Linked DNA regions of Mus musculus: region 2 is linked to region 1. A link is a loop called in an ENCODE intact Hi-C map of the cell type or tissue named here. Cell type or tissue: gastrocnemius. All regions are shown on one strand. Each heading gives the region's core, and the rest is flanking DNA. Links, peaks and the distances in the headings are about the cores only.

The links. Peaks named below come from ENCODE experiments on the same cell type or tissue, not always from the same donor. Only the 100,000 strongest peaks of a DNase experiment are listed, where the experiment ranks them.
Region 2: it touches region 1 in a loop (4-fold over the local background); 3 of 42 quality-filtered maps call a loop at or near these places.

Annotation. Positions count from the first base shown.
Region 1 is chr4:19,701,682-19,716,946 of GRCm38, reverse strand. Wwp1 (WW domain containing E3 ubiquitin protein ligase 1) reads left to right here and starts at 7,943. Exons shown (of 25, transcript NM_177327.5): 1 at 7,943-8,108. It overlaps Gm12354 (predicted gene 12354), which reads left to right. Exons shown (of 3, transcript NR_151541.1): 3 at 1-161. In gastrocnemius, for the core only: no CTCF peak of the experiment used is centred there; a DNase peak (open chromatin) is centred at 7,773; H3K4me3 peaks cover 4,748 bases; H3K27ac peaks cover 5,393 bases.
Region 2 is chr4:19,774,230-19,789,494 of GRCm38, reverse strand. No RefSeq gene overlaps it. Among named protein-coding and RNA genes, the nearest start is that of Slc7a13, 37 kb to the left of the region's middle. In gastrocnemius, for the core only: no CTCF peak of the experiment used is centred there; no DNase peak of the experiment used is centred there; H3K27ac peaks cover 4,183 bases.

The sequences.
Region 1 (15,265 bases), core at 4,063-12,062:
TTCCAGACCTCTAGTCATCAGTGAATAAAGTTCCAGGCCTCTAAGTTCAAACATCTTTTCCCACATGCCAAGCCTCTGGGGATGGTGGCTCATGATCCTGTGGTGTAAATGGTAGCCATAGCTATGTTAAGAGGGGAGTTTTTCTTAGACAGCAGGCAGGGTTAGAAATGAGGCAATGATTGACATACAGTGAAAGGCTTGGTAAAGCTATGAAATTCAGTGATCACCCACAGCTACCAAAGAGGCAACTCTGGGAGGGATACAGAAGCCGCATCTTGTATGGACTTGGTAGGCAGTTGCCTAAAATGCAAGTTCCTTTGTATAAATAATGTGAATTGTCATCACAGGAGTAGAATAAAGCTCAAAATGACTTCCTTTTTTTTTTTTTAAGGGAAACTTGATTGCAGATATACAAAAGACAAACGTTTTGAAAAGTATTTGTAAACCTGGATTAGTATAGTGAAATAGGAAGCACGAGTGAACAAGGATATGCTTCAAACATAGTTTATAAGAAGCTATAGACTGGCAGCAGCCTTTCTTATGTTTGCATACACTGCTTCTCTCCAGCGTGCCCCCTTCTTTGTGGACTGCCCTATTCTCTACAAGATCATAGCCACTCTTAAACACCTACATTAGTAATTGCACACTCATATGGGCCAATGTACTTATGCATGGAGGTCAGAGGTCAACATTTCTCTATTGCACTCTACCTTGTTTTTTGAGAGAGTCTTTCACAGAACCAAGAGGTCACTGACTGGTTAGAGTGCTGTCCAGCAATCCCAAACGGTCCTGTTTCAACCTTCCTATGCTTCTCTGACAAAGTCTAGTTTGATAGTCATAGATGATCATCCTTCTCTTTGGTTACAGAAAACTAAAGTAGAAAATCCATATGGTTAAGAATCTCATTTAATTCTTCCTTGAATTTTCCACATCTATTACAAAATTTAAGAGGGTTTTAAGTTAATATTTATTGATCAAAATCAAATAATCAAGTACACTGGCTAGCACTCTCACTTTATGTAGAAACCATGCAAATCTAAGGCAAAAATCTTAATAAAAAAAAAAAAGAGGGCTGGTGAGATGGCTCAGTGGGTAAGAGCACCCGACTGCTCTTCCGAAGGTCCAGAGTTCAAATCCCAGCAACCACATGGTGGCTCACAACCATCTGTAACGAGATCTGATTCCCTCTTCTGGAGTGTCTGAAGACAGCTACAATGTACTTACATATAATAAATAAATACATCTTTAAAAAAAAAATCTATGGATCAGGGCACAAGGTCAATGGTGCGTGTGAGTTTTAGGGTGTCCACAATGTGATCACTTGCATTATCTCCATGATTGCATCTCTCAATTAACAGCTTTTATGCCACTGCATCAAAATAATAAAACATAAAAAGCAACTCTTGTCTTTTTCTTTTATTCAACCTATCAATATTGAAGGTATACTATTTGCTACACATTAATTATAAATGGGGTAGAGTAAAGTCAAAAGTGGGGCTTGAGTGATGACTCAGACCACGAAATGCTTGCCATATAAGCAAGGGGACCCCAGTCTAGAATCTGGGCACGCATTCAAAAACACCATGTGCAATGATATGTATCAATATTCTTAGCATAGGAAGGTAGAAACAGGAGGACCTTTTGGGATTGCTGGACAGCACTCTAGCCAGTCAGTGACCTCTTGGTTCTGTGAAAGACACTCTCTCAAAAAACAAGGTAGAGTGCAATAGAGAAATGTTGACCTCTGACCTCCATGCATAAGTACATTGGCCCATATGAGTGTGCACCCAACCATGTACTCTTTGGAATACACATATTATAACTAAGAAAAGTATTTTAGGGTGAGTAGCATCTCCTAGTAGGGAGAATTGTAAAACATATATTAAGCAATCATTTACAGAAGACAATCTGGGCAAAGCAACTTTTCCAAGAAAATGAGTTCTTATAAGTAAATCAAAAGAGTAAATTAGATGATAAAGGTTTTGGAATAGTCTGGGCGGTTTAGGATTATTCTAGCAATCTGTTTAACAAGTATGTATTGGATCCACACAGGATGCCAGGCATTGTCCTGCCTTATAAGCTGCAGGAGTAAGATAAACTCAGCCTTTGTCTCCACACAGTGTATTAGAAGTCACGCAGGGGGTTGGAGTGAGGCAGGACTTTTGTGGGTCCAATTGTGCTTAATTCAGGGATTTGGGATATCAGGCACAGAAACCAAAGAATGACTTGAGACCATGGTTCCAGTAAAGCTTAAAGACATGAAGACTCTAGACCTAAATAAGGCAGAAGGAAGCTTTTTTTCATGACAGTTACAGAAAAGTAAAAATCAGAAGAAAACTGAAACTCCTAAGAGAGGAAAAAAGATCAAGAGTGTGTTTGTTTCTCCATTTGTTTTGTCTTACATTTTTATAAGGTTACAACAGAAACCGGACAAAGGCTGAGTTAACTATGAGATTGTTTGTTCTCTATATTATGATGGACTGAGCCAAAGGAGGGCCCACACATTCTGTGCATGCTCTCTTGACCCAACCAGAAAGATAACTGGTTCAGACTCTATCTAATCAGGAGCAGCCAAAACTTCCCTATGTCTGTCTCTGATTTTTGCTTTATTAGCAGCTATGATGGCTATTCTCAGTTGCTATCTTGACTATATCTGGAATGAACTACAATCCAGAAATGGAGGGCAAGTTTGTGTGAACTTTTTTTGCTTGGTCAAAAGTGGGTGAGTACCCTTCTATTCTGGACCTTTGAGGTAGGAAGACACACACTTTTGATCCCAATCTTCACAGGGGGAAGGCACACAAGGCACACTTTAATCAGGGCCATACATTCTGCTGGCAGCCTATATAAGGACATTGAAGAAGGAAGCTTTTGCTCTTTGCATCCTTGCTCTCACCTTGCTAGAAAGTACATTCCTTCATGGCATTAGAGTTCACTTCTTCAGGATTCCAGCATCTACTGAAGACCAGGTGAGACATTCAGCCTTGTGAACTGAGAGACCTCTGAATTCTTGAGTTTTCCATTCATAGCTGGCCATTGCTAGATTAGTTGGACCACAGCCTGTAAGTGATTCTAATAAATCCCCACCTCTCTCTCTCTCTCTCTCTCTCTCTCTCTCTCTCTCTCTCTCTCTCTCTCTCTCTCTCTCTCTCTTTTTCTCAATGGATGGATGGATGAGGGGATTCATTCTGCTACTCTAGAGAACACTGACTAACATAGCAGCTGACCTTGAGACTATTGGCTGACTGTTAACTGACTGGCATTCCCTTGATCTACTGTGCAGGTGCCTTGCCGATGGCTAATTAAACTAAGCTCTCTTTGTTCTCACACTTATATAATCAACTTGTACTTTGACCATAGCAGAAAGCTAACTGTATCTGAGCTCAGTCTCACCTATAATCCTAACATTTGGGAGATAGAGAAAGGAAGATGAGAGTTTTAAGGCCAGCCTCAATTACATAAAGAGTTCAAGGTTAATCTAGGTTACGTAAACTTCTGTCTCCAGGAAACCCCAAAAATCTCAGGAAAATAAAGAAAAATATGAAAAAGAGTAAGAAGGAAGGAGAGGAACCAGGAGGAGGAACTCAGGATGATCATTCCTTTTGAGTTTGTCTATGAGGGTGTTTCAAGCATAGCGGGAAAAACTTAGTTTGAATGTGAGAGAGCACCAACCTTGGCTAGAGGCCAACAGGACAGAAAAGGCGAGATGTGTAAACTTCTTTCTGATTCTTTCTCATTGAACAAGGTGGCGTTTTCTCCTGCTTCTGGATTGTATGAACCACTTTTCTAATGTGTGTGTGTGTGTGTGTGTGTGTGTACTAATTCTGATTCATGGAAGAACCCGGATATGTGAATAAGATGCAGTTTTCCAAGATACAATTGCTTCAGTTTATTCCTAACTTTTATTTATTTATTTATTTATTTATTTATTTATTTATTTATTTATTTAAATCAGGGTGTCATTGTCTCATGGTGTAGCACTGTCTGTCTTAGAACTCACTATTTTGACCCAGCTGTCCTTAAAATCACAGAGATCTACCTGCCCCTACCTCCCAAGTGCTAGGATTAAAGGTATGCACCACCAAGCCTGGTTCTTAACAACTCTTAAGTCTAACATTCTTTATACCCTATGTCTTGCCTAACAATAAGTAGGAGAGAGTTGCTCAGAGGCAAGTAGTCTGCTGTCATCTTAATTTCTCTGACTTGTGTGGACCTGAAGGGAGCAGCAGGTTGTTTTGTGTGGCACTGCCAAGTACAGGAAAAATGGGTAACGTTACTTTAGTACAGTGCTGGACAATTTTGATTGGTTCTTATGGGGGCATGGAAGCTATCTTGTGCATAAAGGATGTTTAACACCATCCTCTAGACAGTAGTCAAAACCAACTTCCTAATAAAAGGAACACACACACACACACACACACACACACACACACACACAGGGGTGGGGTGGGGAGGCAACTTTAAGACATCACTTAATTCCTCTGCAATGCAAAATTGTCTCAGATTGAGAACCACTGGTTTAGGGAACTTGCTTTCTATTACTGGATATGAAGTTATATCCCATGATTTAGTGGCTTTGAACTATAACAAAGCCATTCCATTCCATTCATGGTTCTGTGGGTCAGGCATGTGAAAGACTTAACTGAATGGTTTTTGTTTCATATCTCTGTTAGGCCATGGTCAAGATGACATTCTCTGAAGTCTTGGAGTCACTGAAGTGGTTGGTAATTGGTAGGGGTCCCTGGGTCCCTCTTGGTCGCAGGCAAGATGGCATAGTTTCTTACAATGTGGTCCTTCATAGGAAGCTTAAGCATGTTCTTGCCACTTGGCAGCTGTTAATGATTTGAGAGGATGGAGGCATGGACTTATAATGTCTTTTTATGATACAATGTCAGGAGTAACAATTCAGCTTTGTTACATATGTTGGAACCAAGTTGCACACTGTGGGCCCTCTTAGAAGCACATTAGGTTCTGGTTTGTGAGGAAAGAACTATCTACAAATTTGAGAGCACAGTTTTTAAGACCACTACTGATAGAGAAAAGTTTTTAGACAAATAGAATGGAGAGTACTATGAACTATTCTAAAACAAATGCTAACTTATTGTTTAGTGAAAAGGTAAATCGTTAAGCAACTAGAAAACAGACAAATTATATGCTGTTAAGATGAAATGAATTCACAAAGTCAAAACGAAACAAAATGGCAAAGACAAAAGTTTCACCTTCATCAATATTTACATTACATGAAGAAACAGTGAATAGTTCTGTTAGAAAGCAGATAATTATGGACCAATAATAAGTACATATTTGCTCACAAGGACTCTACCTTGATCACCTGCACAGTAATCTCAAGCCGTGATGTGTGGAACTTGGTAATATTCAGCAGCAGTAGTTTTTAGACTAGCCTATGTGTTAGATGTCTGTAAGTATTGTACCTGTAGCAAATCACTTATTTTTTACTATGTCATGTAGTTATCACTATACCAGTTTTCTAGCTTAGGTATAATCAGATCAAGTAACTCATAGCTTGTGCTGGCACCTGGGCTGGATCATGTACTAGGCAACAGAGGTGCAATGCTTGTGGCTCACAATACTTTCAGAGCCCACAGAAGCAGCTTAATTCCTATGAAGAGTGATACAAAAAATGTAAATATCGAATATAATATTTTAAAGTATAATGTCAACACATTTTTTTTCATGGATCAATGCAGTCTTAAAATACAGTTTACAGTGGGCTTTGCTTGATTTTTAAATGAAAGGAGAGGCCTCATAGGTAGTTTCTAAGGTCATGAAAGTGAGACTGTGTCTGCAGTGGCCAAGCTGTGCTTTGATCCCAGCAATGTGTCTCCTAAGCCTACACTCTCTCTGCACGGCACCTTGTTCATGTGTTTCAGGGGGGCTAAACTTAACGCGCACTCTGTGATTACCTTGGCAGGTTTAACATGAGACAGTAAACAAGGACAAGGGAAATGATTGATGAGAAGATACAAAGAACGGTGTTCACTAGAAACTACAAAATATTCAACAGTAACACATATTTGATGTTAGGCGTCAACTTAGGGCATAGGAGAACCTAGGGGCTTCTCTTGGGGCCTTAGGGAAAGTCTGAACCAATGGAGGAGTGAGAGACTGAGACAGGAAGGCAGAAGGAGAAGTCTGTACACGCTCTGGAGAAAGGCAGGCCCCTGTGAAGAGCATTTTGAAGCAGCTAGTACATTTATTTACAGAGATCTTACAGGGGGGAAAAAAGGGTCCAGGAAATGTAAAGGCAACACAGTTTAAACACACAGCCAAGTGGACACATTCAGTAATCTCCTAGCACTACAAATAGCATATGAGCTTGAAGGTGCTCTGAAAAGCACGTTGTCATAAGACCTGTGGACAGGTTATTACTGTGCCCAATGACCTTAAGCATTAGAGTGACATGATGTTTGGTGTCCGCTGGAAACTTGACAGAATCTAGAATCACCTGGGAGATGGCCTATTGACATTGCCTTCAAAGGATTATCTTGCTTCTGGTAACTGAGGTGGGCAGGGCCATTCCATGGGCTATATGCAACAAAGGCATGATAAGCATGCCTCTCACTCTATTTCCTCACTTCTGGTTTATTGTGACCAGCTGCTTCAAGCTCCGGTCACTAGGTATGAGCCAGCGTAAACTCCATTTCCCTTAAGTTGTTTTGGACCAGTCATTTATCACAGCAAGAGGAATAGGTTGAAGAAAAGTAAAATTGTCATGTACATTTTTGAGAGATTTTTGTGCACCATAGGCATATGCCCCTAACTTATATGTAAAATTAGGGGCTAGTAACTAATGGACCAGAGTGGAAAAGAATGAACGTTTGTTCATTCAAGTGGTATTTACTGAGTCCTACAAATACTCATGGAGCCTTAGTGTTCTTCTTGGTAGACTACTTTTTTCTCTTCTTCAAAAGTTGCAGCAACAACGGAGTGAATCAGAAAGGTGGTTTAATGTTAACAAGATATTTAGAACAGAAATGTTACAAGGTGATTAGGCTGAGAACTTGTTACCTATGGAGTAGTGAAGTTAAAGGTGTCACAGGCAACAAGAAGCCAGGATTCGTGAACTTTTCTGACAAGAGAACTAGTCGGCTCTGGGGTGGGTTTAAATTAATTTGTGAGGTCTAGCTGAGGTGTTTGGCTAAATGTACTATTTATTCTGGAAGAACTTTTGTTCTTTCTCTGAAGTAGAATGGCGGGCCATATGGTGAGTAATGTGGTCATTACACTGCAGTGTGACCTTTCTCGCAATGTAAATTACCAACAGCTCTTTTCTAAACCAGTTGACTCATTGTGTCAAAGAGTCAAGAGACAGCTACCTTTCAGAATTACTGTGTCCATTAACTGTACGAAAAGGGATATATGCACTTGCTCAATCAGTAGTAGCTTTGTCCCTGGGCCACTGTGGTGCCAAGAGAAAGGAACAATTTCATTACCAACACAATGGTCTCGTGTGACTACCATTACTAATGGACCCTAAATCAAATATTAAAGCGAGGTCAAGGGGTTTTCCTTCGCAGCCTACTTTGGCTGCGAAAGCACGGACGTGCCTGGAGGGTCTTCCCTGAGGTTATGCAGGAAGCTCTGCAGCTGACTGAACAGACCAGGTAGCTGCTGTTCACAAGTCACCACCGGCTTCCCGGCGGCTGCCCCGCCCCCTTTCCGGCTCTGGCTCCACCTCCTCTCCCTTATTGGTTGGCGTGCCTCTCCGCCTGACCGCCTGGAAGACCCGGAGGAGCGGAGTGGCCCCTAGGCGGGCTGGGCGCGCGCTCGCTGCGCATGCTCGAGGGCAGCTGGATTCCCGGTCTGGACCAGAGGCTCAGAGCGGCCCCGGCGGGGAGGCGCGCCCGTGCGCGGCAGCGGCAGCGGAGTCGCGAGCACGCTGCGCGCTCCCGAGGAAGGGAGGTGTAGGCCGGGGTGGGTGGGGGGAGGGCCGGGTGTCGGCGCGCTTGGCGTGCGGGATCCGAGTGGCTGCGGGCGGCCTGAGCTGCCCGGCCGACGCCTGCTGCGAGATGGCGATCTTGGGCGCGGAGGGCTGAGGAGGCGCCGCCGCGGTGGCTGCGGGCCCCGGGAGCCGCAGCTTTGCGCGGGTAAGTACAGCGGGGCTCTGGAGGGCGGCCGGGCCGGAGTTCGCCGGGGTGGGGTCGCCGGGCTTGCCCCGAGCTGGCCCTGGCACCGGCCTGTGCGGGTGACACCGGAGCCCGGCGAAGTGGCTCGGTGACTGCAGTGCTCAGCCTCCTGACCGGCGGCTTGCTGGCGTCCCAGCTTCCCCGCCTCAGAACTGCTGCCCTGACTTTCACCCGGATCCCACCGGCGCGAGCCGGGACGCCAGCCTCAGAACGTCCTTTTCTGACACGTTTTTAGCATTCAGCTTTTTTTTTTTTTTCACTGACTCCGCACCTCCTCTCACCAACAATCTTAATCTCCACCTTTGGTGACCTGGTAGGTTCAAGTGACCTTGCAAAATTTTCTAATCCTCATCTCGTGATTTGGGTCCTTTTCCTTTAAATCTTCTTTTAAAATGTAGTATTGTTAGGATTTGGTACTTTGCCCGTCGCCTTTAGCCTTTACAGTCCTTAAATGATCAGTTTGTGGCTTAGGGCTGTATGGCTTTCTACTCATCGGTTTGGAGTTGTAAGTTCTTTTGCTCTAAGCGATTCCTCTTCATTATTACCAAAAAGAAGGTGTATCTATTATGCTTTTGAAATATTTTACTCGTCCACCATAAAATATTTCACAAATGTCTGTGTTTTCCCTGTTAATGTTTCATCTTTTTGTGTGCATAAAATTGAATTCCTCCCCCTAAAATGCCGCTACTTAGAGTTATGGAAAAAAATGCCAGAGTTACCTTCCCACTCCCCATTTGGTGTTTTTTTTACCCCTGATGAAATACCCTGTTCACAGTTGTCTGTAGGTTTCTGTAAGAGTTTTTGCTTATGTATAAATCCACTTAACATGTCTCACCAAGTCTGTATGTAACTGCTAGTAAAACTCTCCTTTTAAAAAAGACATTCTTTCATTTATCTAACTTCCTTGAGCCATAAAACTATGTGCTTAAGCTGACTGAAAATTACCATTTTTTAAATAACTAGTTAACATTTTAAATTCAAAGATAATGTCCAAGTGTTGGAGCTGTTGAAATTGAGATGCTTGAGAAATGTGACTTAGCTCTTTGAGACATAGATTATTAACATTTCCAAATAATTCTTCACGTAAAATGTAGAGCTGCTTTTAAGACACTGTACTTTTGAAACCCAGGGCATGGCTGATCAGGTCTCTTGCCTTCAAAGAGATGGTAATCTCTTGAGTTGGCTGAAATTTCTGTTACATCCTTGCACAATTATTAAGCATCAACTGCATGACAGTGAGGTATTTGGAGGTATATGTAGATCAAATGGTTAGCAGCTTCTGTCTTTGCAGGCTATGGAGGAGGTATGTGTGTTGGGTTATATACCGATGCTCCTTTTATGTCCCTGTGAATAAATGGCAGGATCTCACTACAAAGCCCAGTCTGGCCTTGAACTTGCCATCTTCCTGCCTCTGAGGTCATAGGTCTATGCCACCATGCCCAGAATACCTTTGTGTGCGTGTGTGTATGTTTCATAAATATATAAAATTGTCTCAAGTCGAGTTCAGAGAGGGTACTTCTTACATGAGTTAAGGGGTTTTGTATTTTGAGGACTCTGGACTGAAGGGTGGCATGAAGGATGACAAGAAGTCAACAAGGAACTGTAGTTCATGTAGAGGACTCTAAGAGGGTTTGGATGGAGTCTGCAGGATTTCGGATATAGGGTAAGAAAATTTGAAATAAAAACCAAGACCAGTAACAAGGTGGTTTTTCTTTCTTTAGTTTTGTTTTGGAACAGGTCTTGCTACGTAGATGTGACTGTTCTGGAACTTGCTTGCCCTGTGGATCAGGTTAGCCTTGAACTCAGAGATCTACCTATCTCCCTCTGCCTTCCCAGCCTTAGAATTAAAGGGTTCGCTACCACTCTTGGCCCAAGAGTTATTATTAAATTGAGATGAATTTCAGGTTACTAGACAGTGTGGGGCCCACAGGAGATTGTTGAGTTTAAGAAACAATTTTACACCTTGGCTTAGAAAAATTAATCTAGTGGCATTGTGTAGTATGAATTGAGGTAGGAGGAACCTGGAAATTCATAAATTACCCCAGGATTTCCATCATTACAGATAGCAGGGGTCTGACCAAGTGGAAAGGACAGGAAAGCAGGATAGAATTTGGCAATCAAGTTAAAGTTAAAATAATTGCCAAGATGACTCAGTGGGTAAAGGTGTTTGCTGCCAATCCTGGTGACCTACACTTGATCATAAAACCCCCTTGGTAGAAAAGTAATCTACTCTCCAAAGTTGTTGTCCTCTGACCCTTATACTTGCACAGTGACACAAACACATCCTCTTCCCTTCACAAATTTTTTTTTTTTAGAAGTCGGGGTCTTACTGTGTTGCTGTGGCTGCTTTGGAACTCACTGTGTACACCAGGCTGGCCTCGAACTCACAGAGATCCACCTGCCTCTGCCTTCTGAGTGCTGGGATTAAGGCGTGCATCACTATGCCCAGCTGAAATAATTGTTTTTTTTAAAGTTAAAATAATGATTCTGACCCATGTCCATCGGGAAAGTGATGGTAGCATAGAAGTGTTATCTTTAGCAGGCCTGTATGATGTTCATAGGCTTTGGGGAATTACTAACTAAAGAAACTAAAGAAATCTATTAATAGGTCATGTGCAACCATGCTTTGTGGATGTGATTTTAGGGGAGTCCATAAATTACCTGAAGCTCTTGCATGAAACCCATAGGCTGTCTGCTGTGCTGGGGACAGCTTTTAGAATTACTGGAAAGTTAATAACCCTCACTGTGGAAGTACCTAGAGACAGTAACCCACTGTATGGTGGTTCACGCTTCTCAGAGAATTTTATCTATTATATTGCGTTTAATTTGTTGTTATATCACGGAACAAAGTTGCCCATGAGTTTAGCTCATCTGTTACAAGGCTCCTTGTGGGTGGTCATATAGAATCTGGAGTTTGTGAGCATATAGAATCTGGTGGTTTTCTTTTTTCTATGGAGAGAAGAGCACAACTAATTTGCTGTTGATTGGATACAGTTAATGTCTTATAAGTTAAGAATTAGTGGTTCCAGGAGACTCCTTCCAGTTAAGGTTTTGTGACTCCTGGCAGTTAGGTCTTCATTGGAACCTCTGCACTCATCTTTCCTTTTGTGTATTTGAGAAGTAGTGAAGCTGAGGGGTGCTATGGGTGGGTGGAGGACAGATAGCAGTATCAGGTCAGACATGTTAATTATTACTGTCTGTGTGGCTCCAGATTGGGGATCAGGGAAGAGATGGCAGAGGCACCACCAGTGGGGGAAGAAACCTGAAGGGCACCTTAGACTTTTCTGGTCCTCTCTGCTTTAGGAATGCCTGTCCTTCATACAGGAGGCAGCATGTGACGGAAGGAGTCAAATGAGCATTCATTTTCAGTCAGTTTTCTAGGAAGGATTCAGTATTAATTCTCACTAGGGTAGTTAAGGCATAGTTTGGTTAGTAACGGGTTGACTTCTCTGCACCCATATAAACTTGTTTCTTTGGGAGAAGGGATGTCCCCCTGTTATTTGGTTTCTTTTCTAATTATAGAAACTTTGACTTCATAATTATTGGAAGGACTAGAATCGGGTTTTTTGTTTTGTTTTGTATTTTGGTTTTGTTTTTTGTTTTTTTTTTTTTTTTTTTTTTGTTGTTTTTTTTTTTTGAGACAGGGTCTCACTCTGCAACCCTGGCTGGCCTAGACCTCCTTGTGTGGACCTTGAACTCACAGAAATCTACTTTGCCTCTCAGGAAGTGGGACCAACAACCTGTGTTGGCCCACCTGGCAGAATTGTTTTACTTTTTATATAAAAGTATGATGTAATTATAATGAGCAGTGGAAAGCTCAGGAAACTACCCATTATAAACGGTGTCCAAGGAGCTTGTCAGCAACACATGTGGAAGAATGCCTGGCAGGAACACATGTGGATTTTCCTCAGTTTGCTGGCAGTGAGATGAATAGCTCATGGCATGACCATAATCTTTTTCATTCTTTTTATGATAGCTTTTCTGCTTTATCCTATGATTCCTGTGACATTTGAGAATTAGGTTCCTAGAGAGAAACCTTCATGTTCTAATCTAGTAGTTCACTGACACCTTAAAGGTAAAGGGTCCTGTATGACTAGTTAGCAGCCCAATTTAGAATTAGAACTAAAACGTACATTTTTTTGTTCCTAATTCATTATCTTTTTTTACCCAACTTCTGATCATGTACCTACATGGAACTTTGAAGTTATAAGATGTATGAGGACTGCCTGTTTGAAGTATTTGCTGCCTTCTTTGTATTGACATGGTAACTTCATTTGATGTGGCTGTTGGTTGGTAATTTGGATATTTATAAATGTTTTATCACCAAATAGTTAATCTCTAGTCAAGGATAAAGCAAATATACAAAGATGGATATCCTCCCTTGAAGAAACATTGGTAAAATGTTTGTCAATTTGCTTTAGAAAATGTGTTGATTTTTATTTCTGGTTTTGAAGATTAAGTTTGATTATCTTATATATGAAAGCATAGTCTTAGAAAAGTTTTATTTTTCATTTTATTTTGTGCATGGGGAGACATATAAGTCAGAATCTTATTCCAAAGTGATTTTTTGATATTTAATAATGTTTACCATTGTATATTCAACTTTAGATATTACCCCTTCCATGTTTAAAGGCACTTAGTTCACTTGGAATTCATATTTAAACATCCTTGGTATATGGGTTTTTAAAGTAATATGTCAGACAATTTCTAAGCTACCGTGAAGAACAGCATATGTGGGTTTAGCCTTGACATTTCTTAAGTGCGGCATACACTGTGTGGTACTGTATGTCAGGCATTGTGCTAGCTGCTGGGACACAGTTTTGAGACAATATACCTGAAACCTATTCCCTAGAACTTAGAGCTCAATAGAGTCACTAGCATCAGGAAATACACAGACTTTATCTGCTGATGTTGGGAAAGTAAAATGAATGTCCCTTCTTTTCCTGGGGTATTTGGGCACGTAGTGCAGATGTACAAGGAACCCAGTCGTGTGGTTTCAGCTTTCTATTGCTCTGTAACAATCCACCCTAACACCAAGTGACTGAAAACAGCTGTCTTATTTGCTTTCAGGTTGTCCTTCTTGGGGTCTTTCTGGCTTTGTACCTCATTGCCAGCTGACATTTCAGCTGGGTCTGTGAACACTCCTCTCCTCTCTTTGTAGTCCTTTATCTCCATGTGGCCTTTGCAACAGGGCTGTGAGCTTTACCTTGCAGTTTAGAACTCTGGAGAGTACAAGTGCTGAAGGAAGCAGGCCTTCTTCAGGAGGGCACGTCCCTGGGACTGGCAGAGAATCAGTTCTGTCTTGTTCTGGTGAAATCACAGTTTTGGCCCAGGGTGGGACAGGGAGCACTTGGATCCATTTGGGGCTACCTTGTAATGGATGATGACAGGGTTTACATAAGAATGGCATCAGTTATGTAAAGACTAGAAGCTGAAGCTTGGAAGGGCTGCTTACTCCCTTCCACAATCAAAACTTTGAGCTGGACCTGGCAGAGAGAGAGTTGAGTCTAAAGTGCGAATGACAGTACCTTTGCCTTACTGCACAAGTAGAATGGAGCAGTTGGTTCTGTTGTTGGTTAGAAATGTAAAAGCTGTGTGCTAATCTAGAATCACACCTTTGGGTGTGTCTGACCTTGTTCTAGAAAGGCTTAACTGTAGAGAGAAGACATTGAATGTGTGCAGCACATTTCAGGGTCTGGAGTTGGGGACTGACTGAAAAGGAGAAAAGGAGCTAGGCTCTCTGTCTCCTGACTTCCGGTGCAGTGTGACCAGCTGGTGCATGCTCCTGCTGTCCTGATCTCTGCTGTGAAGGGGTGCCCCAAACTGACACTTCTCTCCCTACATTGCTTTTCTCAGGTATTTTTTCCTGAGAAAAGTAACTAATAGAGGTTGCAATGTAACGCAGTCTGTGTGAACATTGAGTAGCATACATGAGGACTGGGCTTCATACAAGCAGGATGCTCTACAGTTAGATCTGACATGCTAGGGTAGCATGGAGGACTGACTACATCTTTTTGAGGATATTGGGGTTTAAGAAAGAACATACCCCATGACTCCACATTGATTCAGTTTGATTAACCAGTTTCATGTGTTGGTTGGACATTACCCCATGTAGAGAGTGAAATCACATGGGTCTATGGTAAGCAGAGACCTATCCTTTCACACCTTGTGATTAAATATGAGACTCAAAGAAGCAGAGTTGCTTGACCATTCTTCAGCCATGTGTACCTCACAGATTTTTTTTTAATATCTTGAAATAGTTGGGGCTGAAGAGATGGCTCAGTGGTTAAGAGCACTGACTGCTCTTACAGAGGTCCTGAGTTCAATTCCCAGCAACCACATGGTGGCTCACAACCATCTGTAATGGGATCTGATGCCCTCTTCTGGTGTGTCTGTAAACATCTACAGTGTGTGTGTGTGTATGTATGTGTATATATATATATGTTCTTTAAAAAAAAGTGTGACTATTTGAGGGATGCCTTTATAGTGGAGAAACTACTCTATAGAATCCTAGAGTCTCTGGAGTCGCCTCTGAAGGAGTGGATCCCTTTCTTCCCCATACAAGTAAGTGATCAGTAGCTGGCTGGGTTTTTCTCATTATTTTAATCCTCCAGGCACTTTGTCTCAGTTTCCTAGTATCTTTCTGCATTGTTCAAATTAGCTACTAAGTAATGGCCTGATTAACTGAGATGAAGGTTTAGTTTTTATTACTTTGTATTTTTGTAGATTAGTGAGGTAATGCATTTCACTGAAACAATTATCCTCAAAATCTAGTCCCTACAGCCTACAGCAAATAAACTTGCATGTTTCTGGGGGAAAAAAAAAAAAAACACAAAAAAACCCAGTACGTTGAAGGAGTTTGGTGATTGAGTGTGCTGAGAAATACGATTGAGGCTGGAGTCAGTAGAGATGGGTGGAATTACACTAAGGTGTTTCTTGGCATTCTTCCTGCCCCTTAATTACTTGGATAGTTAAAAACTGTCCCAGCATTAACAGAAGTTAGTGCAGGTATTGTAGCTTTGCTTAACTAATGAAAACAGGTTCTTTGGATAGCTGTTTGGTACGCTTATAATTATTAATGTGGGTGGAAGCAAATAGTTGAGTCCTGACTTGAAGCA
Region 2 (15,265 bases), core at 3,948-11,947, 73 kb before region 1:
TCCATCCATTTGCATAGGAATTTCATAAATTCATTCTTTTTAATAGCTGAGTAGTACTCCATTGTGTAATTGTACCACATTTTCTGTATGCATTCCTCTGTTGAGGGGCATCTGGGTTCTTTCCAGCTTCTGGCTATTATAAATAAGACTACTATGAACATAGTGGATCATGTGCCCTTCTTACCGGTTGGGACATCTTCTGAATATATGCCCAGGAGAGGTATTACTGGATCCTCAAGTAATACTATGTCCAATTTTCTGAGGAACTGCCAGACTGATTTCAAAAGCGGTTGTACAAGCTTGCAACGCCAACAACAATGGAGGAGTGTTCCTCTTTTTCCACATCCTCGCCAGGATCTGCTGTCACCTGAATTTTTGATCTTAGCTATTCTGACCGGTGTGAGGTGGAATCAAAGGGTTGTTTTGATTTGCATTTCCCTGATGATTAAGGATGCTGAACATTTTTTCAGGTGCTTCTCAGCCATTCAGTATTCCTCAGGTAAGTATTCTTTGGTTAGCTCTGAGCCCAATTTTTAATGGGGTTATTTGATTTTCTGGAGTCTACCTTCTTGAGTTCTTTATATATGTTGGATATTAGTCTCCTATCTGATTTAGGATAGGTCAAGATCCTTTCCCAATGTGTTGATGGCCTTTGTGTCTTATTGATGGTGTCTTTTGCCTTACAGAAGCTTTGCAATTTTATGAGGTCCCATTTGTGGATTCTCAATCTTACAGCACAAGCCATTGCTGTTCTATTCAGGAATTTTTCCTATGTGCTCATATTTTCGAGGCTTTTCCCCACTTTCTCCTCTGTAAGTTTCCCTGTCTCTGGTTTTATGTGGAGTTCCTTGATCCACTTAGATTTGACCTTAGTACAAGGAGAGAGGAATGGGTCGATTCGAATTCTGCTACATGATAACTGCCAGTTGTGCCAGCACCATTTGTTGAAAAGCTGTCTTTTTTCCACTGGATGGTTTTAGCTCCCTTGTCAAAGATCAAGTGACCATAGGTGTGTGGGTTCATCTCTGGGTCTTCAATTCTGTTCCATTGGTCTACTTGTCTGTCGCTCTACCAGTACCATGCAGTTTTTATCACAATTGCTCTGTAGTACATCTTTAGGTCGGGCATGGTGATTCCACCAGAGGTTCTTTTATCCTTGAGAAGAGTTTTTGCTATCCTAGGTTTTTTGTTATTCCAGATGAATCTGCCGATTGCCCTTTCTATTTCATTGAAGAATTGAGTTGGAATTTTGATGGGGATTGCATTGAATCTGTAGATTGCTTTTGGCAAGATAGCCATTTTTACTATATTGATCCTGCCGATCCATGAGCATGGGAGATCTTTCCATCTTCTGAGATCTTCTTTAATTTCTTTCTTCAGAGACTTGAAGTTCTTGTCATACAGATCTTTCACTTCCTTAGTTAGAGTCACGCCTAGGTATTTTATATTATTTGTGGCTATTGAGAAGGGTGTTGTTTCCCTAATTTCTTTCTCAGCCTGTTTGTCCTTTTTGTAGAGAAAGGCCATTGACTTGTTTGAGTTAATTTTATATCCAGCTACTTCACTGAAGCTGTTTATCAGGCTTAGGAGTTCTCTGGTAGAATTTTTAGGGTCACGTATATATACTATCATATCATCTGCAAAAAGTGATATTTTGACTTCTTCCTTTCCAATTTGTATCCCGTTGATCTCCTTTTGTTGTCTAATTGCTCTGGCTAGGACTTCAAGTACTATGTTGAAGAGGTAGGGAGAAAGTGGGCAGCCTTGTCTAGTCCCTGATTTTAGTGGGATTGCTTCCAGCTTCTCACCATTTACTTTGATGTTGGCTACTGGTTTGCTGTAGATTGCTTTTATCATGTTTAGGTATGGGCCTTGAATTCCTGATCTTTCCAAGACATTTATCATGAATGGGTGTTGGATTTTGTCAAATGCTTTCTCATTATCTAACGAGATGATCTTCTTTAATTTCTTTCTTAAGAGACTTGAAGTTCTTATCATACAGATCTTTCACTTCCTTAGTCAGAGTCACGCCAAGGTATTTTATATTATTTGTGACTATTTTGAAGGGTGTTGTTTCCCTAATTTCTTTCTCAGACTGTTTATCCTTTGTGTAGAGAAAGGCCATTGACTTGTTTGAGTTAATTTTATATATAGCTACTTCACTAAAGCTGTTTATCAGGTTTAGGAGTTCTCTGATGGAATTTTTGGGGTCACTTATATATACTATCATATCATCTGCAAAAAGTGATATTTTGACTTCCGTGATCTCCTTTTTTTTTTTTTTTTTTTTTTTTTTTTTTTTTTGGTCGAATTGCTCTGGCTAGGACTTAAAGTACTATGTTGAATAGGTATGGAGAAAGTAGGCAGCCTTGTCTAGTCCCTGATTTTAGTGGGATTGCTTCCAGCTTCTCACCATTTACTTTGATGTTGGCTACGGGTTTGCTGTAGATTGCTTTTATCATGTTTAGAGATGAGTTCATGACCTTTCCAAGACTTTTATCATGAATGGGTATTGGATTTTGTCAAATGTTTTCTCCACATCTAATGAGATGATCATGTGGTTTTTGTCTTTGAGTTTGTTTATATAGTCGATTACGTTGATGGATTTCCGTATATTAAACCATCCCTGCATCCCTGGAATGAAACCTACTTGGTCAGAATGGATGATTGTTTTGATGTGTTCTTGGATCCAGTTAGCGAGAATTTTATTGAATATTTTTGCATTGGTATTCATAAGGGAAATTGGTCTGAAGTTCTCTACCTTTGTTGGGTCTTTCTGTGGTTTAGGTATCAGAGTAATTGTGGCTTCATAGAATGAATTGGGGAGAGTACCTTCTGCTTCTATTTTGTTGAATAATTTGTGAAGAACTGGAATTAGATCTTTGAAAGTCTGATAGAACTCTGCACTAAACCCATCTGGTCCTGGGCATTTTTTGGTTGGCAGACTATTAATGACTGCTTCTATTTCTTTAGGGGATATAGGACTGTTTAGATCATTAATCTGATCCTGATTTAACTTTGGTACCTGGTATCTGTCTTGAAATTTATCCATTTCATCCAGGTTTTCCAGTTTTGTTTAGTATAGTCTTTTGGAGAAGGATTTGATAATCTTTTGGATTTCTTCAGGATCTGTTGTTATGTCTCCTTTTTCATTTCTGATTTTGTTAATTAAGATGCTGTCTCTGTGCCCTCTAGTGAGTCTGGCTCAGGGTTTATCTATCTTGTTGATTTTCTCAAAGAACCAGATCCTTGTTTGGTTGATTCTTTGAATAGTTCTTCTTCTTTCTACTTGATTGATTTCGCCACTGAGTTTGATTATTTTCCTGCAGTCTACTCCTCTTGGGTGAATTTGATTCCTTTTGTTCTAGAGCTTTTAGGTGTGTTGTCAAGCTGCTAGTGTGTGCTCTCTCTAGTTTCTTTTTGGAGGCACTCATAGCTATGAGTTTTCCTCTTAGAAATGCTTTCATTGTGTCCCATAAGTTAGGGTATGTTGTGGCTTCATTTTCATTAAACTCTAAAAAGTCTTTAATTTCTTTCTTTATTTCTTCCTTGAAATATGGTCTATTTTGGAGAAGGTACCATAAAGTGCTGAGAAGAAGGTATATCCTTTTGTTTTAAGATAAAATGTTCTGTAGATATCTGTCAGATCCATTTGTTTCATAACTTCTGTTAGTTTCACTGTGTCCCTGTTTAGTTTCTGTTTCCATGACCTGTCCATTGATGAGAGTGGTTTGTTAAAGTCTCCCACTATAATTGTGTGAGGTGCTATGTGTGCTTTGAGCTTTACTAAAGTTTCTTTAATGACTGTGGCTGCCCTTGCATTTGGAGCATAAATGTTCAGAATTGAGAGTTCCTCTTGGAAGATTTTACCTTTGATGTGTGAAGTGTCCCTCTTGGTCTATTTGATAACTTTGGGTAGGAAGTCGATTTTATCCGATATTAGAATGGCTACTCCAGCTTGTTTCTTCAGACCATTTGCTTGGAAAATTATTTTCCAGCCTTTCACTCTGAGGTAGTGTCTGTCTTTTTCCCTGAGATGGGTTTCCTTTAAGCAGCAAAATGTTGGGTCCTGTTTGTGTAGCCAGTCTGTTAGTCTATGTCTTTTTATTGGAGAATAGAATCCATTGATATTAAGAGATATTAAGGAAAAGTAATTGTTGCTTCCTATCATTTTTGTTGTTAGAGCTGGCATTCTGTTCTTGTGGCTGTCTTCTTTTAGGTTTGTTGAAGGATTACTTTCTTGCTCTTTCTAGAGCATAGTTTCCAACCTTGTATTGTTTTTTTCTGTTATTATCCTTTTAAGGGCTGGATTCATGGAAAGATGATGTGTAAATTTGGTTCTGTCGTGGAATACTTTGGTTTCTCCATCTATGGTAATTGAAAGTTTGGCTGGGTATAGTAGCCTGGGTTGGCATTTGTGTTCTCTTAGTGTCTGTATAACATCTGTCCAGGCTCTTCTGGCTTTCATAGTCTCTGGTGAAAAGTCTGGTGTAATTCTGATAGGCCTTCCTTTATATGTTACTTGACCTTTCTCCCTTACTGCTTTTAATATTCTATCTTTATTTAGTGCATTTGTTGTTCTGATTGTTATGTGTTGGGAGGAATTTCTTTTCTGGTCCATTCTATTTGGAGTTCTGTAGGCTTCTTGCATGTTCATGGGCATCTCTTTCTTTAGGTTTGGGAAATTTTTCTTGTATAATTTTGTTGAAGATATTTGCTGGCACTTTAAGTTGAAAATCTTCATTCTCATCTACTCCTATTATCTGAAGGTTTAGTCTTCTCATTGTGTCCTGGATTTCCTGGATGTTTTGAGTCTTTTTGCATTTTGCATTTTCTTTGATTGTTGTGCCCATGTTCTTTATGGAATCTTCTGCACCTGAGATTCTCTCTTCCATATCTTGTATTCTGTTGCTGATGCTTGCATCTATTGTTCCAAATTTCTTTCCTAGGGTTTCTATCTCTGGAGTTGCCTCTCTTTGGGTTTTCTTTATTGTGTCTACTTCCCTTTTTAGGTCTAGTGTTGTTTTGTTCATTTCCATCACCTGTTTGGTTGTGTTTTCCTGTTTTTCTTTAAGGACTTCTCCCTGTTTGGTTGTGTTTTCCTGTTTTTCTTTACGGACTTGTAATTCTTTAGTAGTGTTCTCCTGTATTTCTTCAAGTGGCTTATTGAAGTCCTTCTTCATGTCCTCTACCATCATCATGAGATATGCTTTTAAATCCAGGTCTAACTTTTCAGGTGTGTTGGGGCGCCCAAGACTGGCTGAGGTGGTAGTGCTGGGTTCTGATGATGGTGAGTGGTCTTGGTTTCTGTCAGTAAGATTCTTATGTTTGCCTTTTGCCATTTGGTAATCTCTGGAGTTAGTTGTTATAGTTGTCTCTGGTTAGAGCTTGTTCCTCTCATGATTCTGGTAGCCTCTATCAGCAGACCTGAGAGACTAGCTGTATCCTGAGTTTCAGTGGTCAGAGCACTCTCTGCAAGCAAGCTCTCCTCTTGCAGGGAAGATGCACAGATATCTAGCATTAGGACCTGCCTCCTAGCAGAAGATGAAGGCCCGAAATAGGGCCTGTTCCAGAAGCTGTGTTGCTTCTGCCTGTCCCAGAAGCTGTTAGCTTCTGTAGTCCCCACTCTCCCCTGCGTAGACTAGTCTCTGAGGGATCCAGGAACCAAGATGGCTCCCTCAGGTGCTCAGGCAAAGCTCTCCCAGGCAAGGTGGACACCTCTCCTCTGGCAGGGAAGGTGCCTGGATGTCTGGAGCCCGAAAAGGGGTCTGCCTCAGAAGCTGTGTTGCTTCTGCCTGTCCCAGAAGCTGTTAGCTTCTCAACTCCTCAATTTCTTACGTGGAAATTCATGCTAAAATTTGGTTCCCTAATTACATTGAATGTACACTAACTACCTATATTAATTCAATTTTCACAGGTCAAAACATTCCCACATAAGAACTGGTAAAAATAGAAATCACTACATAGAAATCACTTCTCTTCTTCCCTACTGGCTTTATATACAGGAATTGATTATTTTCTTAAATGAAACTTCATTAAATAGATTTAGAGATTTTCAAATTGAGCTTAATAGAAAGAAAGAAGCAGAACCAACAGTTTCTGGATGAATGTTATGGGAATGAATGCAGGGTGTGGCTCTAACGTCCTGCTTTGCAGTGAGATTTGGTAAGAAAGGTGATTCTCTCAAATTCATGGAAACTCATTGGCCTCTAAGACTATGCAACCATCATATTTAATGTTATGTAGATTGTTTCACTTGTAGTTCATATATCAGAATTGCATAAGCTTGTTTGCTTCTGCCTCCAGAGAGATTCAAAAGTAGAGTAGCCTTCAAAGCTCAACCTCTGAGATCAGGAAAGGTCAAACACACAAACCAAGAAACTATTTTTGATAACTTGGCCTTGAAAGGATCGGCTTGGTCCCTGAGAGCTATTTAAAACCTGCTCTTGATTCTCAGATGACACCAGCTCTTCCAATTACATATTTACAAGTCTCCCACTCCACAGCCAGGACAGCCGATGTCACAGCCAGTGCCAGTCACATTTGAAAGGAGAGGCCACATAGAACAGAATAATCACCAGAATTACTATACATGCAGATTTTCTCTCATGTTCTTAGGGAATGTATATGAAACCTGCTTCCAAATATTATATAATACATTTTCACTGTAGTCATGGTTTTCTGGATGAATTTGAGTTATAAGAAATCAAAATATTTAAAATATAAGATATCATCTGACCGCTCCTGAGAATGAAGTTCTTAAGTTCATGGGTTCTAGAGCCAGACTGTCTATGACACATGCCACCATTTTCAATGTGTCTTAGTTGTTTTATTTGAAATGGCATTGATGGTACTAAGCACTCCATAGATTTGCTGTGAGAACCAAATGAGATTAATAATTTGGAAATGGTAAGAAACATTCCCTGGGACACTGAGAATATGTCCATAGGATTCAACATCATTAATGCAATGAAGAGATCCTGTCCTATACAAAGGCTTATTTCCATACATTCTAAAGAATGTAAAACTGAAACTTCTAATAAAAGAAAATTGACATTACTGTTTATGTCATCACTTATCTATTTCTTTTCCCTTGCTCTAGTATAAAGAGGTCTCTATAAGACCTGGAATAATGAGTATGAAGATTATGGATGCAAATATTAGATGGGCAAATATTTTAAAATAATTTCCACTTCTCTATACCTGAAATAACTTTTGTTCTTCTCCTCAAATTTCTATCTGTGCTGAAAATTTGTTCTCTCCTATTTAAAGTAACTTAGTCAGTTACTGTTTATAAAACCCAGACATATAACTTTCTTTTCTTTCATTTCACTTAAATAAAATTCCTAAGATTTTTTTCTAGGTTTTAGAGACACTTATATTTGTGGGTGATGAAGGATCTGTGTTTCAGTTCTGTCCTTTCTCAGGCTTAGTTGTATCTTTCGTGGAGTTCTAAGTGCCTGGACTCAGTAGTTGGCCTCTTCTTCATACCTCTCAAAACAGAACCCTGCTATTAAAATAATCTGTTACCTTGGTACAAGTTGTCCTGTAATGAGTGGATAGAAACTGCTTTGCAAAAACAAGCAAACAATCAAAAAGAAATTATCACTCTCCTCATGAGGGGAGAAATGGTGGCAAAAGCCTAGCATTTTATGTCTCTTTCCTATATCTTTTGTTTTGTTTTTATTTACAATGTCCTAATTCAGAAAACTAAAGACACCTAAAGTTCTCTTGTCCTTAAATCTCGTTACCATTGATTCCAGCAATAAATCTGATTGGCAGACATCTTTATAATAAGGTACAAGAAAGTACCCTCAAGCAATGCCAGCCTCAAAGGACAAGCACTATTCAAATCAAGATAATTATCTAGGATAATGGAACAGTACAGGAACCAGACTGCTCTCCTCAAGCAAAAAGGACTTCCTCAAACCATCTTGCAGAATCAGAGCTGAGAAAATGATCAACCAGATCAACACCTGACCAAGACTGTTGAATTATGCATGCTTTTTGCCCCTGCCCAATTTTTCTCTATGTAAACCTGAAGCTAATGTCAGTATGCTGAAAATAGACAGACATACAGACACTGAATCCTATTATCTGTATTTCTCAATGTGGCCATATGAATTAGGTACTCTGTCTCTTCCTTTCACTATTAATAATCTCCTTCATTGGCATACATGTAGCCATGTCTTTTGAAGCTTCTAAGAACAGAGCTTTTTTTCCCACAAACCTACTAAGAGTTTGGCTTAAAGATCCTGTTACTGGGTTCCATAAGCTTAGCCATGGGATTCCCTGGCAAATCTTAATTCTTAGCCAGAAGGAGTTAGATTGAGGGGCTGACTACTTCCTGCTCATTTTACTCAAACAGCATTATTTATACTAAAGCAGCCTTTTGTTTGTTCTGTATTGTTAATTATCACTCCATAACACATTAGACTAATACCAGTAATTTAAAATGATTAACATGGATTATCTATTTTGCTACACAGGAATTCAGAAGGAATTCACCTGGGTGGTTCTAGTTTAGGCCTTTTACGAGATTTCAATTAAAATGTCAGTCAAGACTATGGTTATTTGAAAGTCTAGAATCCACTGGAAGGTCAAGTTCCAAGAACACAAAGTTCTCACTGGCAACTGACCAAAGGTCACAAATCCTCACTCGTGGGCTTCTCTCCCAAGCTACTGAAAGCAGCTAGCTTCTTCCTCACCAGACAAATGGCACAAGGAAGTCCATTATGTTTTAAGAACAAGCTTTAGATTCTAAAGTTTAGATATTATCTCCCATCATATCCACTATGCCAGCATGCACTGAGCAAGAAAACCACTTAAGGACATTACTATCAGAAGTAGGATATCACTATGGGCATCTTTGAGGGTAACATTCATGTGAATATCATCAAGCTTCTATTCTTTCATAGCTCCAAATAAGACTCAAGATACAAGTCATTCTTTCTGACCCCCAAACCCATCAGAAATCGTATAGACTCTAGAATGTACTTTCTGTGTTCTTTTTCTATTTCAAAGATATTAACTACGTAATTCTGGGAAATTTAATGTTTCTGCTTCAAACGCTTTATGTATAAAATGAAGATATTGATTCTCACCATGAAGTTGTATGGTAGAATTTTATAGATAATTGATCTAAAATATTAGAGTCTTGTCGCTGGCAACAGAAGATGCAGCTAGATGTTGTAAAGTGTGCAGCCCAAAGAGTTCTTTCCAGAGACCTCTGTTAAAGTGCAGCCATGATCTTGACTTATATGGCAGAAAAGACTTGAAGGACTTAATTGGTGTGAAGCAAAGTTTATTCTTATTAAGAAAAAGGTAAGACAAGCTTCAGTTTATTAATAGCATTAAATGATGTTTCAGAAAGGAACAATTACACCTATTTAAAAGCATGTATGTGTTGCTCAAAAGAATTATGGCTAAGTGTATTGACCATGCACACACACACACACAAACACACGCACACTTAATTTTGTGGCTTTTAATGTTACATTATTCAGAGGATATAATTTACACCTAAGCACAATTCATGAAGTAGCTTTGTATGGCAAGAACCTTGAACCTTTAACCTTTACCCACTGAACAATTTCTCTGGGCCTCCAAAATCAAATGAAAACAAATCCTGGAGAGAATGTAGGAAATGATAAACCTACCTTTGGTTCTTATTGCATAACTGTTACAATTTGATTATAAAATCTTTGTCTCAACCTCACATCTTTGAATAACTGATCCTCAGAAGTTGGCACTGTTTTGGGGGTTGTGAAACCTTTAAGATGTAGGGTAGGTGGCTGATAGGGGCCAGTTTGACATGTGACCTATAGACCAGTCTTGGCCCCAGCTCCAGATCTCTGCTTTCTGTCTGCTAATACAAAGTGGCCCTCTGCCCAGGCACCACCACAGAGGACATGCGGTCGTTCTACCTCATGCCCATCATGCCTCGACTACACCCATCATCGACTATCCTCTCTGTACAATGAGCCAGAGTATATCTTTAATCCCTTAAGATATCTTGTTGCAACACAGTGGGCATTTTTCTCTCTCAAGCATCTGGAGCTCAGAAGCTTCATTTTGGAATGACAATGACAGTCAATGTAAGGGCTAGGGGTGAGTGTGGAATTGGGTGCTGTATATACTAACTTGCTAGATCCTCACAACAGATGCATGACAAAGGGTACTATAATAAGGAGCGATTGTCTACGCTCTGCCCCAAAGCTCTGAAAGACCAAGTGATGCAGATGAGAGAAGGAACATGTTTGGTTATGTTTGTGATGACACAAGTACTTCTAAAGTACTTCGGGGCATCCTAAGTGATACAAGTGAGAAGACCATCTTTTTCTTTTAAGTAGGAGAAGCTCTTTTCAACATTAACTGAGTTTATGCAAATAAATGATGTGGAGGATCAGGCTGTTGCTAGAGGAACTAATCCTGATTAGAGGGATGTCTGCTGGAAGAGCTCAGGAACTAGGAACAATCTTCACCCTCAATACACTATTTTGTGGGGGAAATATATACACTGTATACTATGAGAGAATAGCTGCCTAATCCTAGGACAAGCTTAGTCCTTTTTATTTGTACTGTTTTATCATTTGCTTGCATAAAAGATTGTTCAAGCTTCAAATACTTTCAGAAGCTCACTAGTACAGTACTCAGTTATCTTTTAATTTTTCCCCTTAATGATCTCCAGTTAGTTTAACCCAAAACTTTCTTTCGAGTGACCCAGAAGGACCTCTTTGTTTGCTTTACCCTTGTCCCATAACCTGTTCGTTGCTTTAGTAGTTTATGAATATGATTTACAAGCCAGTTGAAATCATTCATATCTGCTGGAATGTGTGCCCTATCTTATAAAGATCACATACCACCATGGCACTCAGGAAAACCACTAAAACCCTAGACTAAGTCCTTCGGTCTCTCACAAATCAAAATCCTTTTTAATTCCATGAAAACAATCCTATCTGCTCAGTGAACTCCTCAACACCACTTATCCCCACAGCTAGTTCTGTCAGTGATGGACCACACTCTTATTGTCTTTCTTGTATTCATGGGGGCTTCAGTCAGTAGTTACCAAGTATTTCTAATGATCTGTGTGAGACAACTCATCAGGTACCAGATTGCTTTGTATTTCCTCAGGTTATGCATTCTTTGTCTCAAAGATGAATCTGGGTCATTATATTGCTCCATTTCTCTGCTTCTAGAGCATTCAGATTTGCTCTATCTGCCCCTATGTCTTACAGTCTTATGAACTGGATGTGAGATGCTCTTTCAGTCCTGATAGAAACATCTTCCCTAATTTAAGGAGCTCAGATACAGAGTGTCCCTAATGATCATAGCTTCCTGTTCTGTGCTGTTATTAATGCCCTTGCACGCACATTGTGCCCTTGACCCTGGTGTAGCTGTCTCGTATGATGCTATGCCAGTGCCTGGCAAATACAGAAGTGGATGTTCACAGTCATCTATTAAATGGAACACAGGACCCCCAATGGAGAAGCTAGAGAAAGCATCCAAGGAGCTGAAGGGGTCTGCAACCCTATAGGAGGAGCAACAATATGAACTAACCAGTACCCCCCAGAGCTCTTGTCTCTAGCTGCATATGTAGCAGAAGATGGCCTTGTCAGCCATCACTGGGAAGAGAGGCCCCTTGGTATTGCAAACTTTATATGCCCCAGTACAGGGGAACACCAGGGCCAAGAAGCAGGGGTGAGTGGGTAGAGGAGCAGGATGGGGGGAGGGTATAGGGAACTTTCAGGATAGCATTTGAAATGTATATAAAGAAAATATCTAATAAAAAATACTCATTAAAAAAATTGGAGGTGAGGAGCATCTTCTGTATGTCTGTCTCTCTTCTTCATTGCTGTGCAATTCTTCACGAGATGTGGTGATCTGAATACGTTTGGCCCAGGGAGTTGCATTATTGGGAGGTATATCCTTGTTGGAGGAGGTGTGGCCTGGTTGAAGGAAGTATGTCACTGTGGGGCTAGGCTTGGAGACCCTCCTTCTAGTTGCATGGAAGCTAGCCCCAATTAAATGTTGTCTTTTATAAGAGTTGTCTTTGTCATGGTGTTTCTTTACAGCAATGGAAACACTAAAACACTCAGTTTCTGAAGTTTTCCCCAGTAGGGATTTTCTACACAGACCAAATTTGCACCGTCCTAGTGATCCTTTGTTTGTTTGTTTCTTGTTTTGTTTCTTTGTTTTTGAGGTACTTTGAATCAAACTCAGGGCCTTGTCCATAATAGTAGTAATATAGTAGTAGGCCTTGTCCTACTGAGCTATATCCTCAGACTCTGAATTTGTGCTTTTCTTTGTATCTTTGCTATTGATAAGAAATTATTTATATCTATGTCATCTTCCCCCTTTTCCAATTTTCATGGCAAACCAGAGGTGAATGAGGGAAACAGCAACTGCATGTATTTTCTTCCTTGTATTCTTTCCTTACATGAACAAATTAAGACAGCAAGGCCTTAAGTACATCTTACTCCCACAGCAAAGTCCAAGCAAGGACCAACCCCACCTGCTTACAATCCTATCACTCATGTGCTACTTTCAAGGATTGAAATGCATTCCTTTTTTTTTTTTTTTTTTTTTTTTTTTTCAATGTTAGAAGAAATTCTTTATTGAATTTATGAAATACTGCAGTTTTGTGGATTCATTTTTATACAAATTAAATGTTAAAATCTGAAAATATAGTGACATCTACTTCTCATGCCTAATGTTAGATGTTTTTGTCTTTTTAGGCTCAGATTTCACCATTTCTAGGAGTCACCTCTTTTTTTTTTTTTTTTTTTTTTCCATTTTTTATTAGGTATTTAGCTCATTTACATTTCCAATGCTATACCAAAAGTCCCCCTTACCCACCCACCCCCACTCCCCTACCCACCCACTCCCCCCCTTTGGCCCTGGTGTTCCCCTGTACCGGGGCACACAAAGTCTGCGTGTCCAATGGGCCTCTCTTTCCAGTGATGGCCGACTAGGCCATCTTTTGATACATATGCAGTTCAAGTCTCTGAAGAAAGAAATTAAAGAAGATCTCAGAAGATGGAAAGATCTCCCATGCTCATGGATTGGCAGGACCAACATTGTAAAAATGGCTATCTTGCCAAAAGCAATCTACAGATTCAATGCAATCCCCATTAAAATTCCAACTCAATTCTTCAACGAATTAGAAGGAGCAATTTGCAAATTCATCTGGAATAACAAAAAACCGAGGATAGCAAAAACTCTTCTCAAGGATAAAAGAACCTCTGGTGGAATCACCATGCCTGACCTAAAGCTTTACTACAGAGCAATTGTGATAAAAACTGCATGGTACTGGTATAGAGACAGACAAGTGGACCAATGGAATAGAATTGAAGACCCAGAAATGAACCCACACACCTATGGTCACTTGATCTTCGACAAGGGAGCCAAAACCATCCAGTGGAAGAAAGACAGCATTTTCAACAATTGGTGCTGGCACAACTGGTTGTTATCATGTAGAAGAATGCGAATCGATCCATACTTATCTCCTTGTACTAAGGTCAAATCTAAGTGGATCAAGGAACTTCACATAAAACCAGAGACACTGAAACTTATAGAGGAGAAAGTGGGGAAAAGCCTTGAAGATATGGGCACAGGGGAAAAATTCCTGAACAGAACAGCAATGGCTTGTGCTGTAAGATCGAGAATTGACAAATGGGACCTAATGAAACTCCAAAGTTTCTGCAAGGCAAAAGACACTGTCTATAAGACAAAAAGACCACCAACAGATTGGGAAAGGATCTTTACCTATCCTAAATCAGATAGGGGACTAATATCCAACATATATAAAGAACTCAAGAAGGTGGACCTCAGAAAATCAAATAACCCCCTTAAAAAATGGGGCTCAGAACTGAACAAAGAATTCTCACCTGAGGAATACCGAATGGCAGAGAAGCACCTGAAAAAATGTTCAACATCCTTAATCATCAGGGAAATGCAAATCAAAACAACCCTGAGATTCCACCTCACACCAGTGAGAATGGCTAAGATCAAAAATTCAGGTGACAGCAGATGCTGGCGAGGATGTGGAGAAAGAGGAACACTCCTCCATTGTTGGTGGAATTGCAGGCTTGTACAACCACTCTGGAAATCAGTCTGGCGGTTCCTCAGAAAATTGGACATAGTACTACCGGAGGATCCAGCAATTCCTCTCCTGGGCATATATCCAGAAGAAGCCCCAACTGGTAAGAAGGACACATGCTCCACTATGTTCATAGCAGCCTTATTTATAATAGCCAGAAACTGGAAAGAACCCAGATGCCCCTCAACAGAGGAATGGATACAGAAAATGTGGTACATCTACACAATGGAGTACTACTCAGCTATTAAAAAGAATGAATTTATGAAATTCCTAGCCAAATGGATGGACCTGGAGAGCATCATCCTGAGTGAGGTAACACAATCACAAAGGAACTCACACAATATGTACTCACTGATAAGTGGATACTAGCCCAAAACCTAGGATACCCACGATATAAGATACAATTTCCTAAACACATGAAACTCAAGAAAAATGAAGACTGAAGTGTGGACACTATGCCCCTCCTTAGAAGTGGGAACAAAACACCCATGGAAGGAGTTACAGAAACAAAGTTTGGAGCTGAGATGAAAGGATGGACCATGTAGAGACTGCCATATCCAGGGATCCACCCCATAATCAGCATCCAAACGCTGACACCATTGCATATACTAGCAAGATTTTATCGAAAGGACCCAGATGTAGCTGTCTCTTGTGAGACTATGCCGGGGCCTAGCAAACACAGAAGTGGATGCTCACAGTCAGCTAATGGATGGATCACAGGGCTCCCAATGGAGGAGCTAGAGAAAGTACCCAAGGAGCTAAAGGGATCTTCAACCCTATAGGTGGAACAACATTATGAACTAACCAGTACCCCTGAAATGCATTCCTTAATCCATCAATCATTTGAGGAAGCATCCCCACTCTGTAAAATGACCCCAATTTATAAAGGAGATATGACACCACATAGAGTATGAATGACGCCTGGGATTCTCTCCAAGCATATTCTGGTCTCAGGAATTCCAATCCACAGAAAACATTCAACTGCCTCTACAAGGAGACACTGTCTCATATCACATTCACATGGGGAAAGATGTAGCCATATTGTGATTGCCTCTGTTCAGCCTCAGTTTCATGTGTTATATATCCCATCATAAATGCTATGAAAATGTCTTCTACAACTTGTGTTTGGTCCTGTCATTTGGTCCTTTTTGGACACCAATTGTA